Regions from separate parts of the Homo sapiens genome. Here region 1 is linked to region 2. Evidence: chromatin loops called from intact Hi-C (ENCODE). Cell type or tissue: psoas muscle. All regions are shown on one strand.

Region 1 (5,000 bases), 50 kb after region 2:
CTGGGAAAACTTTGTGAGTGACTTAGTTTTGAAGTGGTCCTTGAAGAAAGGCTATTGTGAAAATGATAAATTTTCAAAACTCCTCTTTAGCTGATTTGCCACAATTTAGAAAATGCAAGGGAACAGTAGAAATAGACCACATGATCATTATAAGAAAAGGCATGAACTTAAAAAAATACAGAGAGTACATGGAACTCAAAGTTTGCTAATGAGTAGAAGTAGAAATAATGTTAGACTTATTTCTTGAGTTTCTTACCTACTGGATACCAAACAATGTCTACATGAAAAAGACATGTTCCCTCTTTTCAAGATATTTTAAAACTAGTAGGGAAGACAGATACCTCCATAGCAGAATTCTGTGGACTCAGGGTGGTGTGGTGACATAGTAAAAGGGCATTCACCATACACGTAAGGGAGAAGGGCCTCTGGAGGAAGTGACATCTAAGCTAGTGGCCACAGGACAAGTGACAGTCAGGAAGGAGATAGGGGGACAGTGTTCTAAATAAACGAACCAGCTTGTACAGAGACTATGCTGGAGGCAAGAGAGAGCAAGGCATGTTTTATGAAACTGCAAGGAGTTCTAGATTCTTTGCTTTAATGAGATTAACCAAATAGTCATATATTTTATAAGTTGAAGGAAGAAGGGATGGAAGAAGGAAAAATCAGTTAGGAGATTATTTTAGGGAGGCCTGGGAAAAAGTTTTGCCCTATTTTAATTCTGTCTATTCACCTGCGTCATCTCATTTTGTAAGAACCTGAATTAGTATGTGAGTGTTACAAATGGAGGCACAGGAATGTCTGTCTGAGTTCAAGCATTAAACTACTTGAACACTATTCATAGCATGTGCTAAGTGGGTGATAGCTCCTGGGGCATAATTCTTTCACTGGGGGTGCCTTAGACCTGGAACACTAACATAGTGCCTACCTTTCAGCATAAGGAGTAATAAATAGTGAAGGGGTAAACAAGTAGATAAATGTATGAACTTAAGATTTAATATAAAGAGAATGTCTATACATCTAGAAGCTTCTTGCATGAGTAGCAAGGCTGAAGAAAAAGTGAAAGATGATTTTTAAGCTTGAGCTTAGGTAACTGGAATGATGATGACACAAAAATAGAGAACACAGGAGGAGAGAATTGAAATGATAATGGGAGTGCAGCAGCGAAGAGCTCCATGTTGGACATAGTTTGAGTTATCAGGAGGACATCATTTGAAAGTATCTATCAAGTGATTGGAAATGCAGGTCAGGAGCAAGAAGTCAGGGCTGGAGATAATATTTGTTGTATTTTTAGAGAAATAATTCAGTCTTTGATATATTCAAATGCTTATATTTAGTAATATTATGGTCCTCTCCATCCACACAATGTCCCAGTACCTCAGCACACACTTTAGGGTTTTCAGCATGGACTTAAGTCTATTGATTGTCATCCCCTTGCCTGCCCACCTCTGGAGTTCTAACCTTACGGGTGAACCTTTGAGAGGCTTTGATATTAAAGTATGTTGGATAGCGTGATGAAGTCTGGCATGGTCTCTGGAGACAAACTGTCCAAGGTCAAATTTTGGCCCCATCCCTTGCTAGCTGTATGACCTTGGGAAAGTAACTTTGCCTTTCTGTGCCTTCGTGTCTGCTTCCAAATGGCAATTATAAAAGTACCTAACTTCATAGTGTTATAAGGAATATGTGAAGCAAAGCATGGTGATTACTTAAAACAATGCTGGCCTATACAGTTGGCCCTCAGAAAACACTGGTTTGAACTGTGCAGGTCCACTTCTATGCTGATTTTCTTAAATAAATACGGTCGGCCCTCATATCGCAGGGCTCTGCATCCACAACCAAATGCAGATCGAAAATACAGCATTCACAGCATGTGAAATCGGAAGATATGGTGGGCCGACTTTTCATATACGCAGGTTCTGCAGGGCTGACTGCCGGACTGGAGTGTGCACAGACCCAGATGGTCTTGGAACCAGTCCCCCAGGGATACTGAAAGATGACTACAATAAGAACAATAAGAACTGTCAGCTGTTAATGTTACTGCCATTTTTTCAGCTGCCCAGTTTTATCACATGTAAAATGGAGATAGTAAAAGCACAGTCCTCATAGAGTGTCTGTGAAAGTCACATAAAAAAGAATCCATATAAAGCTCTTTGATCAGGACGTGGTAAGCGCTCCATGGGTTTAAGCAATTATTAATACAGCTCCTACTGGAATAGCAACAGGTAGAAAATTTGCCAGATTCTCCTGTGTCTTGCATTAGAGTCTCTGAAGGTCAAACTGATATGGGGCACCTAAAACAGAGTATATTTAATACGTGACACATAAGTTTCCAGGTGTATGATGGATATTTTGAATAAATTGCAGTTTTTCTTGGAAATTTTTCTGACAGCTTTATCTTCTGAAAAAAAAATAAAGAAAGAAAGAAGAGGGTATTTACCGTAAGATAAATTGAAAGGATAAAACCAGAATTCCAGACCTCTTGGAAAAGCAGGATTATTATTTTGTTCTCTGAGTTTTATGTCAGCATCCCTTATTTATTTATGCAATCTTTGGTTTAAAAAGATTGTTTGATATGAAGGGTTAGAGTTTAAGTCACTTCAATTTCCAAATTATATGCTTAAAAAATTTAACAGCTGTCGTTTTTAGAGAGGCTTACTTCATTTTACCTAAAGTGCTTTTCAGTCTAGAGGGAACACTTAACTGTAGTCACAAATCACTTGCAATATACTCATGGTAAGATTTTTTTAAGTTAAATTTGTTTATAAGCCTGCAGCGTCCAAATTTTGTAGATAATATTCTTTCTCCCTTTATTTAATGATTTTTACCTCTTTTCTCCTCTACTTCCAGACATGAATTGCACACATTACAAATAAGAGCACCCAAATCCCTTTTTATTTGATTAGTTCAGCAAATTGTCTCCTACGGGTATGGGCTGAGGACATGATTGGGCTCTGCAGTGATGAGCTTATTTTGTACTTTTACACAGAAAATCTTTATATACAAAAGGCACAGATAGTAGTTACACTCAGCATGAACAATTACAGCTTGTTGGGAGAGAACCTCTTCCTGATGTGCCAATGGCTTACTCCCATGAATTAAGAGGCAAACGTGCTCCAAAGTGCATTAACCTTTATGGATTTTTTTTCGGTTTTCATGTTCCACTGATTTATGGTCTTAAATATGCCTGTTGCTGCTGTTTCTGAATGAGTCCCTTGTAAATCATTTCTAAATGATCTTTTTCGACTCAGATAATACTAGTGAGTTGAATATATCTCAAATCAATTCCTCTGAGGCTTCTTTCCTTCTTTGCCTAAGTTGTTTTCCAGTTTGCTCTGTGTCTTAAAAGTCATACCTGAGAGCAGTTGAGAAAGTAAGAAATATATCTTAAAGGAGCCCTGTTTGCTGGGGGCGCCTTCTTTCTGCAGACTGAGTTGTTTCCAGCCTTTTGCATGGCCTCACTTGGGTTTGATTCCCAAAGCCCAATTGTCATCTGAGTATAGCTAACGGGTCATAGTTCTTTGTACAAGGATGGGCCCATGTCTGGGGGTGGATTTTATTATGAGTTGTAGGTTGATTTTTTTTTTTACATATAAATCTACCATGGTAGGGATTTTGAATATACTGTGTTCTCATAAATAGTCCATGATTTCCCTTAGAGTGGTGTGCAGAAAGTGTCATCAGAATGCAGGACTCTGTTATTAGTGCTGTTTGCCATCTTTGTACATGGGCCCATATCTCTCCTGAAAAGTTCTGCATTTGACAGTTAGTGTTTCATTCTCATTCTGGGTCCAAAGATTATTTCAGTTTGCTGGATTTAGGGTGTTTCATTCTCATTCTGGGTCCAAAGATTATTTCAGTTTGCTGGATTTAGGGGGAATGTGCATTTTATTTTCTCTTTGTAACTCATGTATCATTCATGCTACAGGCTTGTTTTTACTGTTGTTTGCATTCTTTACATAAAACCAAAACTCAAAATCAAAGGTACAGAATTCTGATGCAGATCTGTGGCTTTTGTAGCACACGTAATTCATTCATGATGGTGTCACAAACAGTATGTCACCGTTTATTGCCAATTAAAATTTTAATGCATGCTTTTATACACAATCTGTGTCATATAACAATATTAAATGTGACAGTAGAGGATTGGCACAATGAGGATGGGACCGTGTGGACTTACTTTTGATCATGCAAAGCTTCCGCAGACCTGTAAATGTCATGCAACTTTTCACATAGAAATCTTGGACTAAAATGGAGATGAAAGAGTTCAGATTCATTTTTTTAGTCTTTATTAATAGGAGAGATTCAGAGCTTCTCAGTAAGGATGGTACATCTCTGCAGAGTCAAGACTAGATTAGAAAACATGTAAGAGGAAATGATATGTTGAGAGATCCTGCAAAATGCAGAAGTCATAAAGGATAAATCACGCGTTTCTATTGGTTGTGATACATGGAATCAGCAGGAAAATTCCAAGACCTCCCAAATATCTATATTAATGTGTACGTTATTCATCCTAAACTACCAAATTATATGTAATGATATACAGCAAAGTCAGGAGATAGCAAAGTGAAAAGTTTATGTTGTATGATACAGAGCATATATAAATGTACACATTAAAAGACATAATTAGCAATAAACAGTGATTCACTGTTTGTGAAAGAGTCATGCATGAATTACTTGTGCTCTAAAACCAGAATCCTGAATTTGAATATTCTGAAATTTGTACCTTTGATTTTGTATTTTGGTTTCATGAAAAATGAATGATGTGCTCTCATGATTAGACTCAAGTTGCGCATTTTTAGCAAGAGTAACAGAAAACAATACTGTGTTCTTCTTTATATCATATCAGAAGGCACATGATGTCCATTTTGTCCCATTATTAGTGATGCTGGCCGTCGAATTTTAAAAGCTTTTTAGGATATGAATGTAAGGAATACTTATTTAATAAGCAATTATTTTTATTCAAATAAATAAAACATCACTGCTGTCATTGCAGCTTCTACAAT
Region 2 (5,000 bases):
GTGTGTGTATATATATATAATATATATAATATATATATTATATATATATTATATATATTATATATATTATATACATATTATATATATTATATATATATTATATATATATAATATATATATACACATCTCTTTTTTTTTTTTGGCGGGGGGACAGAGTCTCACCCTGTCACCAGGCTGGAGTGCAGTGGCGCCATCTCAGCCCACTGCAACCTCCGCCTCCTGGGTTCAAGCGATTCTCCTGCCTCAGCCTCCCAAGTAGTTGGGACTACAGGTGCACGCCAGCACGCTCAGTTAATTTTTGTATTTTTAGTACAGATGGGGTTTCACCATGTTGGCCAGGATGTTCTCGATATCCTGACCTCGTGATCCACCCGCCTCAGCATCCCAAAGTGCTGGGATTACAGGCATGAGCCACTTCGCCTGGCATCGTTTATAATTTTTAAAAGGTCTGTAGAATAATAACAGTAACACCTAATTCCATCTGCTGAATGCCTAGCACACTAGGTTCTGTGCGCATAGGTATAGTACATGTCTCCTCTCATCCACAGAACTATGTGCTCAACCACCCTGAGCCTCTTAAACCATTTCCAAGATATTCCTGTTTTTAATTTCTTCGTGTCTAGTGTCAAGGTGTAATCTTTGATCTAAATAGCTTGCTTTTCCTTCTCTCTGTTAACCTCTTCATCCTCCATGACTTAGCTTATATTACCAGAGTCTGCATGGTGGCTGTATTCTCAGTAAGATCATTGGGAAAATAGTCTGATACTAATGAAATATTTGAATGAAGAAAAAACATCATGTTCTATCCCAACATAACTTCTTTTAGTTCCATACCCTCCAGCTCTTTTCCTCATGCATGTGTATTCTTATAAAACCACTTGTACTATTTTGTATTCTGCTTTTCTCTTACACAGCATATTTTTTCATATTTCCATATAATTTTCATAATTATCATTTTCATCATAAAAGCAATGTTAACCCATTACAGAAAATAAATCAACCATAATTACTATCTTGATGACACTTAACTGCTTTTTTTCCCCTAAGTACTCATGTTACAATTTAAGGTAAAGGGTGGGGGTATTTAGCTGAGGAAGCCTAGACTGTCACTTTTAATTTTGATAATGTTACTTTTTCACAAGAGTTCCTTCAGATTCACTTACCCTCTCTGATCTTTCATTATCTCACCTGTAGAAAAGTGTTGAGCTTGATCATCTGTAAGATTATCTCAAAAGTCCTGTTAAGCTGTAACTAGTCTGTGACTCTATGATACTCTGAATGTTATAATCCTCTCTAATGTTGGTAATTCTTCACCTTTTTGTGTCATATACCCCACTGAGAATGCGGTGAAAGTTTTGAATCCTCCTCCATTTAAAATTGCCACTCTGCACAAACACATATAATGTTTCATGCAATACCATCTGGGGATCAAGAATCTTTTGCCCTAAGCACAGGAAAGAAAAATTTATGGAAATGACATAGAATTCAGAAAGTATTCCCCACCTAACAGGTGGGAGACTTTATGTGGCTTATTTTACTCTAATATTATGCAACCAAGAAAGTAGAAAATTGGAAGATATTCTGAAAAGCATGTATAAAACACATTGCAAGGTTACATAAAATAGTGACAAAAATGAGTTCAATATATCTGGATCTGATCTGATTATTTAGTTTAGGAGAATCGCTGTTGTCAAAGATGGTGACTCTGGAAATGCTAAACTCAGGCTTCTAGAATGAGAAGGGGAAAATGGGCAAGGTCACGATGGTCTAGCTGCTTTTTAAAAATATGTATTAAGGGATTGAATATGTTTCCTAGCTTCACTGTATATTATTAGAAAATCTATCTGTGAAATTGGTTGTTCGAGATTTCGTTTTCTGTGCGTAAGTGGCTGTTCAGATGCTTACATGCTGTCTTAATACCGAAGATGCCATCCTTTTTTCCAGGGCCCTCTTCTTACATGGGAAGATAGTGGATCCTACTTTAAAATGCGATTATAGTGGGGAAATAATATAATGTTGAATGTGAGCCATTGAACACAAATTGCATTTTATGGCTATAGTTAAATGGCTCAGGATTGTTCTGCTGAGTTAAGGGAGGTGGGAGGAAGTAGTTTTAGGAAAAAAATATGAAGCATCTTACTTTTAAAAAAATGCAGATTGTGTTTGCTTTGTGATTTTGATGTTTAAAGGAGTGTCATGAGTATGCTTCAGCTTTGGAAGTGTCCAGGTTGAGATGAGAGAGAGGAATGTTAGACAGCCCTTTTCCTGAGGGATTCTGAAGTCAAAACTACTTGGTGGATTCTTCTGAGAGAGGCCTATGCCGTGGAATCCCAAGTTGGATTAAATTATGGTGAAAAAAGGACAATAATCCCACAGTGGGATATCTTCCATTGTCCGTGCAAAACCCTTCTATATTAACATTCTTGCAATACTGCAGGACTGGATAAAGACAAGGTATTCGTATATCTGGATTCACCTAAATATGTGTTTGTTCAGTGACCCCATTGGCTCCTCGTCAGCCCTGAGTGCTATTCATATGACAAATACTGTGTGGGTGCTTCTGTGTTTATAAACTCATTTAATCCCCTTAACACGCCTATGAGATAGTTACCTTACTATTATTATCCCTCATTTTTAAACAGATAAGGAGACTATCTTAAAATTTTTAACACAATTTGCTTAAGTTGACACAAGTAAATGGGAAAACAGAGCTTTGAACTCAGGATGTCGAGCTGCAGAACCTGCTTTCTTATCCAGAGGGGTTGAAGAAGGATCACATTAATGGTTGCTTTTATTTTTTGTTCAGTTGGGGGAATTTTGAATTGCTAGACTATTTAGGAAAACATCTTTATTGGGATTATTAGTAAGTGTGATCCAGGCAGAAAGTCATGAAGCTAATATGAAATAATGAAATCAGTGCATAGTTTATTTATTTTATTTTTGTTTTTGAGATGGAGTCTCGCTCTGTTGCCCAGGCTGGAGTGCAGTGGCGTGTCTCGGCTCACTGCAACATCTGCCTCCCGAGTTCAAGCGATTCTCCTGCCTCAGCTTCCTGAGTAGTTAGAGGCACGTGCCACCATGCCCGGCTAATTTTTGTATTTTTAATAGAGATGGGGTTTCACCATGTTGGCCAGAGTGGTGTCGAATTCCAGACCGCAAGTGATTCTCCCACCTCTGCTTCCCAAAGTGCTGGGATTACAGGCATGAGCCACCGTGCCCGGCCCATAGTTTATTCCTTGAATTGAATGGTTACTTATTGAATGCTTATGATATCCCAGGCCCTAGGGACAGAAAGATGATTAAAGGCTAGGTCTCAATCCCTGAGGAGCTCTCTGTCTGGGAGAAGCAGATATACAAATCAACAGGTACACAGAGTCACATATACAGATGCCATGAGGGCACTGGGGATGAACACGTGTTCTTTGTTTCACTTATATTTCGAGAATGCATATATATTTTTGATAAGTAAAATAGACACATGCTATATAGTTATACACTGAAAGTGTGTATGTGTACATCATAGTTTCATTAATTTTTCTTGCCAGACAACCAGATGATTCTTTATTAATCTTTGAAGTTTAATAACCTTACTAAGATATAGCTCTTCCCCCTGCCCCCCAGAGATACAGCATGCCTTTTTAGTCTGTAGACTACAGAGGACAAAGATCATGTTATTCATAAGGGGAAATCAAGAATTCAAGTGCTTTGGCAGTTTCAAGTGCTTAAGGAAAAAAATGCTGAAATTTTGAGGTGTCTCTAGAGGGTAAAGAGGAATAAGGAGAGGGACCACTATCATGTGGACAGAGTAGACAGTTTTAAATGTGATGAATTTTTTTGGATTTAGGGATTGCTCCCCATGCCAAAAAACCCCTACGGGCACACCTCCTAGCCCAGCTAATTTAAAACAAACAAACAAACCAACAAAAGAATTTTTTTTTTTTTTTTTTGTTAGAGATGGTATCTCACTTTGTTGCCCAGACTGGTCTTGAACTACTGGCTTCAAGCAGTCCTCCTGCTTTTATCTCCCGAAGTTTTGGGATTACAAGGATGAGCCACTGCACCTGTCCAGAATCCTTTTTCTCATGGAATATTAAACTAAGATATTATTTCTCTGAGCAGTCATCTTTTAAAACTCAAGTGGATCTGGGAGAGGCTACTAAATGATGATGAGATGATGATGGTAACATTATGATGTTTTAAAATAGTACATAGCTGCACTGTGTCTCAGGCACAGATCTACAGTGGCTTTCCAAGTACAAGTATTATCTCACTTAAAAACAGCTGTCCTATGAGTGTCCTCATTTTGCAGATGAAGAGATTTTGGCTTAATAGATTTACATAACTTTTTCATGGTTACATGACTAGTAAATGGCAGAGCCAGGATTCAAACCCTGATAGTATGACTCTTACCCCCACTGCATATAAAGTTGTCATTAGATACTTGCCACCTGGAATCATGAATTGACTCCTTTCCTGTATCCTCTATGACAGCAAACTGAGAGAAGGTCCCTGCTTAGTTGGAATTCTGATGGAGGTTGAGGGAAAAGAAGAAGGAGAAAGGTTATCAGTCCTTGGATGTTGGGGGCGTGGGGGTGGTCAGAGTTTAGGAAGGAGTACAGTAGAAGAAAAGTAAGATGGGAAGGCATTGGCCTACTCACCTGCTTTCCAGTTTGGGCTAGAAGCAGTCTCAGGTATGAGAAAAGAACATGAAAGGGCTACAGAAAAGAACTGAGAAGGAACAGTGTGCAGGTGAGAATTCAGTTTTGACTCTCCACGTCAGCACGAGTTTGGCCAATGATGAAATGGCGTAATGAGTGAAAATCCCTTACTGGCAAAATCACCAGAAAGTAAATTCTGTTTTTAGGGGTGCTGTTGTGCTGCTTAGTTCCGTGTAATCAGGCTACTCTCTTGGGACAGCCATTGTAAACACTGCCTTCCTGATAAGGATATAGCAAGTTGTATAGAGTCAAAGCCAATTTGTTTAACAGAGCCATTCAGAA

The links. Peaks named below come from ENCODE experiments on the same cell type or tissue, not always from the same donor. Only the 100,000 strongest peaks of a DNase experiment are listed, where the experiment ranks them.
Region 1: a loop joins it to region 2, with 5 times the contacts of the local background. A loop is called at or near these places in 2 of 110 quality-filtered maps.

What each region holds. Positions count from the first base shown.
Region 1 is chr7:133,805,194-133,810,193 of GRCh38, forward strand. All of the region lies in intron 10 of EXOC4 (exocyst complex component 4), which reads left to right. All of the region lies in intron 3 of LOC101928861 (a long non-coding RNA gene), which reads right to left. Among named protein-coding and RNA genes, the nearest start is that of LRGUK, 320 kb to the right of the region's middle. In psoas muscle, no CTCF peak of the experiment used is centred here; no DNase peak of the experiment used is centred here.
Region 2 is chr7:133,755,216-133,760,215 of GRCh38, forward strand. The region is part of intron 10 of EXOC4 (exocyst complex component 4); the gene reads left to right. It overlaps LOC124901749 (a long non-coding RNA gene), which reads left to right and starts at 377. Exons shown (of 2, transcript XR_007060533.1): 1 at 377-5,000. In psoas muscle, no CTCF peak of the experiment used is centred here; no DNase peak of the experiment used is centred here.